Linked DNA regions of Homo sapiens: region 2 is linked to region 1. The links are chromatin loops, found by intact Hi-C in ENCODE. Cell type or tissue: PC-9. All regions are shown on one strand.

The links. Hi-C counts contacts between places; a loop is a spot of excess contacts. Peaks named below come from ENCODE experiments on the same cell type or tissue, not always from the same donor. Only the 100,000 strongest peaks of a DNase experiment are listed, where the experiment ranks them.
Region 2: a loop joins it to region 1, with 5 times the contacts of the local background. A loop is called at or near these places in 4 of 110 quality-filtered maps.

Annotation. Positions count from the first base shown.
Region 1 is chr1:43,856,192-43,861,191 of GRCh38, forward strand. The region is part of intron 5 of ST3GAL3 (ST3 beta-galactoside alpha-2,3-sialyltransferase 3); the gene reads left to right. Among named protein-coding and RNA genes, the nearest start is that of MIR6079, 20 kb to the left of the region's middle. RefSeq lists an enhancer at 1,929-2,547. In PC-9, no CTCF peak of the experiment used is centred here; a DNase peak (open chromatin) is centred at 2,300; H3K27ac peaks cover 1,362 bases.
Region 2 is chr1:43,780,791-43,785,790 of GRCh38, forward strand. All of the region lies in intron 2 of ST3GAL3 (ST3 beta-galactoside alpha-2,3-sialyltransferase 3), which reads left to right. Among named protein-coding and RNA genes, the nearest start is that of MIR6079, 55 kb to the right of the region's middle. RefSeq lists a silencer at 4,520-4,569. In PC-9, no CTCF peak of the experiment used is centred here; DNase peaks (open chromatin) are centred at 921 and 3,101; H3K4me3 peaks cover 392 bases; H3K27ac peaks cover 4,803 bases.

The DNA.
Region 1 (5,000 bases):
TGCATGTATACAAAAAGGACATCTCTTATCAAGGAAGTTTCAGTGTTTTTACATACACACACAATCGTTACACATAAAGTCAATGTGATAATGCACTTTTATGGAGTCAAATTTGCAAAAACCCTTTACGACAACCCCGTGAAGTAAGTGTTGTTATACCCATTTTGTAGATGGGTAAGCTAACGACTTGCTCAAGGTCATAGTAGCACAGAGCCAGGAATCAAACCCACCAACCCCACCCTGTCCTGAATCGAGGCTCTGAACCATGGACCTAGAGGGGAATGCAGATTCCTTTTGTTTGGAGAATGTTTTAAATATTTTCAGTAGGTACCTGCTGTGTTGAAATCCTTGGGTACAGACCTTTCTGGGAAGAGCAGAGTGCTCTATAACTAAAGCTTCTCTGCAGAGTGTCTAAGAGTAGCCTGCATGGGCTAGACAACCTCAATGCCTGTCCATGACCTGGACTCCAGCTTACAGCTGGAAGAATTGCCATTTGTGTCCTCTCCTTTTCTCTGCCCACCAATTTTTTTTCATATATTCCTTAGCGTCAGGTGTTGGGACCTCCTCTGGGAACTAATCCATGTTCTGCTTTTAAATTAATTCCACATCTTGTCTGAGCTTACTGCCTCCTCCATTATTCAAGGAATTTAGCCTGCCAGTTCCCTATAATGGTATACCCCGTCTCTTTCCTCTTTGCTCTATCTTCCAATTCTCATAGGTGGAGCTGCGGTAGACATCCAGAAGTTGTGGGATTTTTTTTTTTTAGATCTCCTTCTCAGATGATTAGGGACCCACACTTGCTTGCAAAGGTGAATCCTGCAGACCTAGCTGGTTATAAATCCATCAGCTGTAGGAGAAGTTCTAGGCCTCAACCTGCTAACTGTTTCTGATGGTGTCAGAGTACATTGTTTCTCCTACCCCAGGACAGGACCTGAGGAGCTACATCTTATCCCTTTCTAACTTCTACTGGAAGGTGAATGACAGGCAAAGCCTTGGTAGAATGTCCCAGACAGGCAAAAGGCAGTTTGGAACCTGTTGTGTGCTATAGAATCAAAAGTGATATGAACTGGTCTGCCACAAGATTTTTGAGATACTGGAAATAAGGTTTTTGAAAACATTTATGGCAATTAGAGTAAGTTTATGTTGCTGAATCTAATAAATAAAAAATAGGCCTGGCACAGTGGCATGCACCTGTGGTCTCAGCTATTTGTTACCAAAAAAAACCCAAAAAAACCAAACTTTTAAAAATGGAGCTTATATTTTATATGTGTATTTCCCTCCTTCCTTCCTTCCTTCCTTCCTTCCTTCCCTCTTCCTTCCTTCCTTCCTTCCCTCCTCCTTCCCTCCCTCCCTCCCTTCCTTCCTTTCCTTCCTTCTTTCTTTCCTTCCTCCCTCCCTTCCTTCCTTCCTTCCTTCCTTCCTTCCTTCCTTCCTTCCTTCCTTCCTCGGAGTCTTGCTCTGTCGCCCAGGCTGGAGTGCAATGGTGTGATTTTGGCTCACTGCAACCTCCACCTCCCAGGTTTAAGAGATTCTCCTGTCTCAGCCTCCCAAGTAGCTAGGATTACAGGTGCCCGCCACTATGTCCAGCTAATTTTTGTATCTTTAGTAGAAGCGGGGTTTCACCATGATGGCCAGGCTGGTCTCGAACTCCTGACCTCAGGTGATCCACCTGCCTCAGCCTCCCAAAGTGCTGGGATTACAGGCGTGAGCCACCACGCCTGGCCTTATTTAACTTTTCTAGTGATTCATTTTTATTCTATTTTATAAAATCATCATTCTGTGACAAAATAGAAATTTAAAAAGCAAAACCAACCGATCCCTCTTCACAGATGGTTTGAGAAGTGTCGGACTACAGTGGAAAGAACAGGTTTTTGAAGTGAATAGGGCTGGGTTGCTCAACCTTTCTGAGCCTCACCTTCCTCATCTGTACCTATCTTCCCCAGAGCTAAGAGAAATGGTGCATGGAGACAAAAACATATCCAGGCATATGTGCTCCGCCAGAGGTGAAGACAGAGGATTGTGGGGACACAGAGAAGGCCCTTCAGCTGGAGGAGTGATGAGAGATTGACTGGGGAGACGTCCTGGTGAAGTCTGATGCCTGAACTATGCTGGGAAAGGTGGGGCTTCGGCAGCAAGACCAGACACACTGGTGGGGGCAGCTTCCTCCTTTGCAGACCAGTTCCAGGCTCCAGCCTAGGAGCAGGAACTGTAGGGATGCTTAGAAGCACAGTCCCTGGTGAGAGCAGGCAGGCTGGCTGCATTCCTGTGGTATTTGAGGATTGATCTTGTCAGATTAGCAGCTTTGCTTTTTTTGGTTCAGGTACAAGATCCCCACGTGGGGAGTTCTTGCTGCTTGTGAAGAGCAAAAGCTGGTGAAAGCACAGAACATGATCCTGGCCCTCCTCCTGAGCTGTGTGAGGCTCCCAGCCAGGAGCAAGCAGCCCTGTGAGTTCCTCAGTGAGAGGGAGGGCCCAGGTCTGAGCTCCACCCACACAAGTCCCAGCGATGAGGCAGCAGCTCAGCAGAGAGCAAGATGCTGGCACCTTCAGGACTGTGTCCTGCTTTCCCTACTCTGTCTGCACCTGGGGAGACAGGTCACTCTCTGACTGGTCTCCCCAAATAAATAGCCAGAGCTAGAGGGGAGAAGGAGGGCTGAAGCCTTGCCTCCCCACTGTGGAGGCAGGACATGAGTCTATGCCTGCCTGCCATGATGAGGGCCCTTGGCTCTGCCTTCTGCCCTGATGCAGGCAAAGAGTCCAGATCCAGGCAAATGAAGTGTCAGAGGGAAGCCACGGCCCTACTCAGGGAGCCTGAGTTCAGTGAATCTCTCAGGAGAGAGGTCTGGGCTGGAAGAAAACAAATTGCACGTAGGTCCATACACAGCCCCCAGAGTGTGGATGAGATTGTCCAGGGTGATGTGGCGAGTATTGGGCCACGTGGCCTCTGTTCTCAGGAGTTCCTGGTCAGGGAAACACACACCTGACAGTTGGCAGCATCACGAAAAAAGGCCTGTTGACAGCTGGCCCTGTGACATCTTTGTGGCCCTTGTGTTGGGATAGACCCATCCTCTCTCCCTCGGTTTCAAGGGCTTAGTATGCGGAAGTTTCCTACACTGGACAACTTCCGAACATAGTTTGAAAACAGAAGATTGGGGCTGGGCACGGTGGCGACCAGCCTGACCGACATGGAGAAACCCCATCTCTACCAAAAATACAAAATTAGCCTGGTGTGGTGGTGCATGCCTGTAATCCCAGCTACTCAGGAGGCTGAGGCAGGAGAATCGCTTGAACCTGGGAGGCGAAGGTTGCAGTGAGCCGAGATCACGCCATTGCACTCCAGCCTGGGCGACAGAGTGAGACTCCATCTCAAAAAAAAAAGAAAAAAAACCAGATGATTGGAAAAACAAAATGACACCTTTGGCTTTGCTGCTCAGCCCCTTCAGATAGTGTGTCTGGGCCACAGGCCAATTGCCAGTTGCGGAACTTGCTCTAAGAAGCAAATGCCCAAATGGAGCAAGTCCTCCAAATGGGGCAAGGCATGTGCTTGAGGCCTGAGCTCAGAAACCAGCTCTGATGAGGGCTGGCTCTGTACCTGCTGTCTCCACTGGCCTTGCTCCCATGTGTCCAAGGTGACTATGATCAGTGAGGTTCTGGCCAGGTTAAGGGCTGTCTCCACCACATTCCCCGTCTCCATCACCCATCCTCATGTGTACCTCAAGACCAGCAAGAGGGATTAAGGGCAGGACTCTGCCAGCTATATGTTCACCCTTAGGCCGCTTCTGACCATCTCAAACCCCCTGCCTCTGCTCCTGTGCCCTTCTCTTCCTGCCCTGTGGCTGTTGCACACACAGGGGTCCCTGATACCCAAGTCCCTTCCCCTGAAGGGCTTCTTTCTGCCCCTCCCTACCCCTGAGGGCGTATGCAAGGAGAATGACCACTGGTTGGATCAGGCCCCATGAGCCCATGTGGGCCTCCTGATGGAAAGAATCCTTCCTCCAAAGCAATGACCTTTTTAAACATGGTCAGCAGCTGCCTCTGGTTTAGCCAGTTCTGCCTGTAGCCTAGTCATTTTGGGGGCAAAATGAAGAAGAGTGCAAGAGGCAGTAGGGTAGAGCACAGCAAACCGTGACCCACACTCAAGGCTGTGGGGAAAGATAGCTCATCCAGGAGGCCTGGGCTCCTGACGCAGCCCTGTCTCCAGTGGGCCTGCTCCAGGAAAGTTGCTAACTCTCATAGAGATGCATTCCTTTGCTACCGCTCAGATTATTGAGAGGAAACACAGGGTTCAGAGACCCCAGCGTGGCCAAGGAAAGCTGTTGGCAAAGGCACAGCTGCATGTAGAGTGAGGTTCAGGAGCAAAGGGTGAGCCTTGCTCTATCCATCTCTGTTCCAGTCCTCATCAGGTACTCCACAGAGGAGCATTTGCTAAAGGAAGAAAGGTAGGACTGGCCATTTCTGCCATGCATCTGGATCCCAAGGGCCATCCTCCATGAGCAGCAGGTCTCTTCCTGTCTAGCCATGAGCCCCTTTCCCTAACCCCTGGAGTGCTAGATGCAGAAAGGGAGGGCAGTGGAGGGATGTAGGCTATGTGGGTTACAGTCACCATGTTCTCCCTAGCCAGAGGTTGATCATTTTTTCCAGCCTGTAACTGGGCCTAATTTCAGACCTTTTCTGAGGGTAGGTTCAGGAAGTAGAAAGCTTTTGAGCTGAGGCAAAAGTGGTCTTACTGTACTTAGACTGTCATCTGTTGGCACTGCGGTGAGGCTGGTCGGAGGACGAGGGGTACATCTTTACCACCTGGCCTCACCGCTGTTTCACCGATCCCTGTGGCTTGACCTTGTGTGCCTGTGCCAGGTTCACAGCATCTCCTTCATGCTTTCTCAGCAAAGATGGAATACAGCTGGGAGCTCCTCTGCCTCCGTCTGGGCAAGTGAAGAGAGCTTAGGTTTTGAAATCAGGCAAACCTGGGTTAGAATCCCAACTTTGCTACTTTGCTAGCTG
Region 2 (5,000 bases), 75 kb before region 1:
TGAGGAGTTTAATGATTTTTTTTTTCCTGAGTTTTCATCCCCCTGAGTCTCTTCAGTTTTTCCATGTTGCATTTAGGTTTCATTTGTTTTGGTCTCCTGTCGTTATAGCAAATACTTTCCTCTAATGCCTCAAACAATCTTGGCTGTCTGCTCATATTTAGAAACCGGGAATCTTGTTTTTAGTATCATCTTCATTCCCTCTTCTAGTGGTACCTGATGCTGCCAGTGATTGAGTCTTTGGGGAGTTCTGTGATGTATTTCACGTTCAGTTCAACTTTTCCCACTACCAGCACAGGATTCAGCTTTCTTGAGTTTGCTGACTTCCACTTGTCTACTTGGTTTCCAGTTTTGTGTCTCTTCTGTCTTTGTCCTGGGTGCTTCTGCTTTACAATGAACATGCAGTCGTTTCTGTCACTTGGGGAGATTTGAATGGGAGTAATCTAAATCAGGTCAGCAAACTGTGGTTCCTATGCCAGATCTAGCCCACAGCTTGTTTTTGTGTGACCTGACTTAAAAATGATTTTTATATTTTTAGGCCAGGCACAGTGGCTCATGCCTGTAATCCCGGCATTTTAGGAGACTTTGGGAGGCAGCGGATCATTTGAGTCCAGGAATTTGAAACCAGCCTGGGCAACATGGTGAAACCCCCACTCTACTAAAAACACAAAAAATTAGCCAGGCATGGTGGCACACACCTCTAATCCCAGCTACTTGGGAGGCTGAGGCATTAGAATCACTTGAACCCAGGAGGCAGAGGTTGCAGTGAGCTGACATCACGACACTGCACTCCAGCCTGGGTGGCAGAGCAAGACTGTCTCAAAAAAAAAAAAAAGATTTTTACATGTTTAAAGGGTTGCTAAGCAAAACAAAACAAAAAAACAGAAGGATATGTGACAGAGACTGTGGCCTACAACGCCTAAAATATTTACTGTCCACCTACAGAGAAAGTTTTTCAACCCCCAACTGAAATCTCCTATTTCAAACTGGAAGGCTAGTTCCTTCCCTCCCAATTTCCACATGCAATGATCACCTCCCATTTCATAGAGAAAATAAATCTATTGGGCAATCTACTTCTTACTCTCCCATCCCTATACCAAACCACTGCGGTTTGCCAGTTACCCATAATACTTCATTAAGTCAAACTGCAATGAATTTGAAAGGTCATTGAAAACCTCCTTGTTACTGAATTCAGCTCCCTATTTTTTCAGTCTGTATTTTACTGGCTGCTCTATGACATTTGATAACGTGTGGCTTCCATTCTCACGGAGTTAACTGAACCTGCTCTTTCTGAAATCGCCAGTAGCATCCTAATTGGCAAACCCAAAGAATGCTTTCCACACCTTATCTTCTCCTTTCTTTTGCTACATTTAACATTATTGCTTCCCATCTATTTCTGGAATATTTCTACTCCCTTGTATTCTGTGGTAGTATTTTCTCTTAGTCCTCACCATCCCACATCCGATCAGTTTCCCAATCCTGTCCATTCTCCCTTTGAATTTCATCCGGCCCCCAACAGCCTCACGTGAGACCCTCATTGTCTGTCACCTGGCTTACCACAAAGCTCTCCTGCTAGGTCTTAGCCTCCTTACGCTCTGTCTTACACACTGCCGCTAGAATGGTTTTCCTGAAGCAAAAATCTGTTGATATCATTAATTTTCTGAAAAATATATAGTGTCTTTCTCTACTCTGTCTACTTTTACTCAATAAAATCCAGACTCCTAACTTGGTATTCAAAACCCCATCTGGTCTGCTTTTCTGCCTTATTTTCACTGTTTCTCCCTCTCTATATTCCTCTCCACTTATCAGTCCCTCTTTTACTTCAGCCACACTGTCATCAACGGTGATGATGCTGATGATAAAAACACTAACAGCAGCATGTATTGAGGACTTAACTACATGCCAGGCACTGTGTTCAGTGCTTTATGTTAATTTGGACATCTAATCCTCATGACATGGCCTTATGAGGTGGGTTCTATTAATGGTCCACCAGTATGGCAAATATGAACTTGAAACATCTTTAAACATTTTTTTTTCAAAAGATCAGTGTCAAAATTCGTTTGGCAGTAAAATCTGACCTGAAATGGTATGAATGTATTTATAGTCCCTTTTAGCATAAAAATTCATTTCATAGAAGAAATATTAATATTTAATTACAGGATGCTGCCCCAAACCTCATAGGGGGATGTTAAATAATATATGGTTTGTGCAGTATGCTGCTTTCCTAAAATCTGAACACTTTGGGATTCTAATACTATCTAGTTTGAGGGGGCTCAGATAAATTTTGAACTTTGTGTTACTCTTTTTACAGATGAGGAAATTAAGGCTCAGCAAGATTTAAGTAGGTTGCCCAAAGTTACATAGTGGGAAAAACAGTGGAGCCCGGATTAGCACCATGGTGGCCTGGTTCAAACGCATGCCTTGTCTGCTGTGCTGCACAGGTCCATGCCACCTGCAGGTCCCTGCCCTCGACCTCTTCTGGGTTGCTGGCTTTCTGCCCTCCCTGTTCTCCCAGTGCTCAGCCCTGGCTGACTTCCCTTCCATTCCTATTCACCCAGGCTGGCTCCTTTCAGTAGCAGCCTCCATGCCTTTACCCCCTTGTCCTCCTGAAAATGTCCCACTGATACCAAGCTCTGACCAAGTCTGCCCATCTTGTCTCTGATTGGGCTGTCTTTCATTTGAGACTCGATAGAAAGGTGAATCACACTCATCTCCCAGTTTCAGACTGTGCCCTATTCAGTACTTGGCAATATTGCCTTTTCCATTTCCTTTATCAGCTTCCTTTCCTGTTTCTAGAGCAGCTGTACTAAAACTTTTCCCATCCCCTGAGCTCCAAACCTTATATACCATCTTACTCTCAGTTTCAGCAGCACATGCCTAGTTCCATATTCATTCCACCTGCTTGAGTCGTACACACAGGGGTTTGTAAGCAGTGCCACCCTTACACTGCCCCCACCCCCCGCAGTCTTAGAGGGCAGCAGCTGGTAGAATTCCAGCTACTCCCAGACTTCCTGATGTCCCTGTGAACGCTGTTGCCCTAGGGGATGTCCTGCCCCTGATCTGCACCCAGGTACCTTTTGTCTCCTGGCATGACATAGCAGTTTCTTCCTCAATTTCATGGTGACTCACTTTTTAAAAATAGTCTTTGATGTGTCAAAGCCTTTTTATGAAGGTCTAAATAGATTGTATGGACTGGTTCCCTTTCAGTCACATGCATTTTTACCTCCTGAAAGAAACCCTACTAAATTAGTTAGGTATGATTTTACCTTCCTGAAACCACACACCCCTCACTTTCCATGCTTCAGTGCCTTTCCATAGCTGTTCCCACACTACCAGTACAGCCTGTCCTATAAGGTCATCTCATACCAGCTTAAGTACTATCTCCTCCATATCTTCCCAGTTTCTCCCAGCCAAAAATTCTCCTTGCATCTAAACGACAGGCCAGGCGTGGTGGCTCGTGCCTGTAATCCCAGCACTTTGGGAGGCCGAGGTGGGTGGATCATTTGAGGTCAGGAGTTCGAGACCAGCCTGGCCAACATGGTGAAACCCCGTCTGTACTAAAAATACAAAAATTGGCCGAGTGTGGTGGCACATGCCTGTAGTCCCAGCTACTTGGGAGGCTAAGGCAGGAGAATCGCTTGAACCTGGGAGGCAGAGGTTGCAGTGAGCCGAGATCGCACCACTGTACTCCAGCCTGGGTGACAGAGCGAGACTCTGTCTCAAAATAAATAAATAAGTAAGTAAAAATAAACTCCCATAGCAACTTCTCTAGAGACTTGTAATATCGTTATTTGAATCTCTCTATTATCTCTCTGATGGTTCAAAAGCTCTTTGATGTCAGATACCATGTCTGATCTTTTCATACAGTCTCTCGAGCTTAGTAAGAACTCTGTATATGTTTGGTAAGTTAAATTAATGAAAGTTAAGGAGAAACTTCTTGACATAAGTATACTGCATCAACAGCTTCCATTCACAGTTGAGTCTTTGCCATCAAATTGTTGTACAGAAATTGTTTCCACTGAAGTTACAGATGCTCCCCAGTGAATAATTCTGTGCTATCTTTTCAGCCATCAGCTTCTTCTGCCTCTTTGCCACATTGGGATACTCCTTGTGATCAATTCTCACCTCCTTTGGCTTTCTCTGTCCTGCTACTCCTGTCTCTGATTATTTCACTGTTTTCTTGTCCATATTATCACATCCTCCTAAATTAATGATGATGTTTTTTCTCCTCAGACTTTTCTTTTCTCTGTTTGTCCGCAGGAATCTCATTTACTCAGGTTTTGTTTGGGATTGGGGTTGGGAGGGAAGAAATTGAGGGACTAAGACTGGGGGGGTTAGATCCCTCCAGGATCTAAACAGTTGAGAGACTAAAAAACAAGAAACAGGTGGCGACGTGAACATTGAGGTATCAGTTCTGTTAACAGACTGCTAAACCTCCCAAGTTAAGGGCTCTTTCATAAAGCTAGATTGGAGAAGAAAGTTGAGAGCTGTGGTCCAAGTGGAGCCTCTGCTTCTGAGCTTCAGACCCTGTGGAGGAGACATGTGTTGCTCAGATCCAGCCTGGTGGCAGGTTCACCTCACACAGCCATCCAGAAGGTAGAGGCCTGGATGGTGCTGGAAGGTGAGGTGAGGCCGCTCAGACTGCAGACAGCTTCAATGTAGCAAGAGACATGAAGAGTATTAACTATAGGCAAGGCCTTCTGGGAACTGAAGAAAAACCAAACCTCAAGGCCTCATGGAAAGATGATCCATGGGATAGCTGGTTTTCACAGAGACTGGAACAGGGAGAACATTTTGAATCTAAAGTTGTCTTGCTGCCCTCAACAGCAGGGTTGTGACTCTTGGCTCTGATGCTCTGCCACTAATGTGGGCGCTAGGGCCCAGCATCTAGCGCAGCCTACAGCATCCAAGTCTCTACACTTCTTTGTCTGCTTGTGTCTCCTACCAATCCCCCAACTGTCTGTACTTCCCAATTTAAATTCCCAAAAGAGAGACCCTATCTG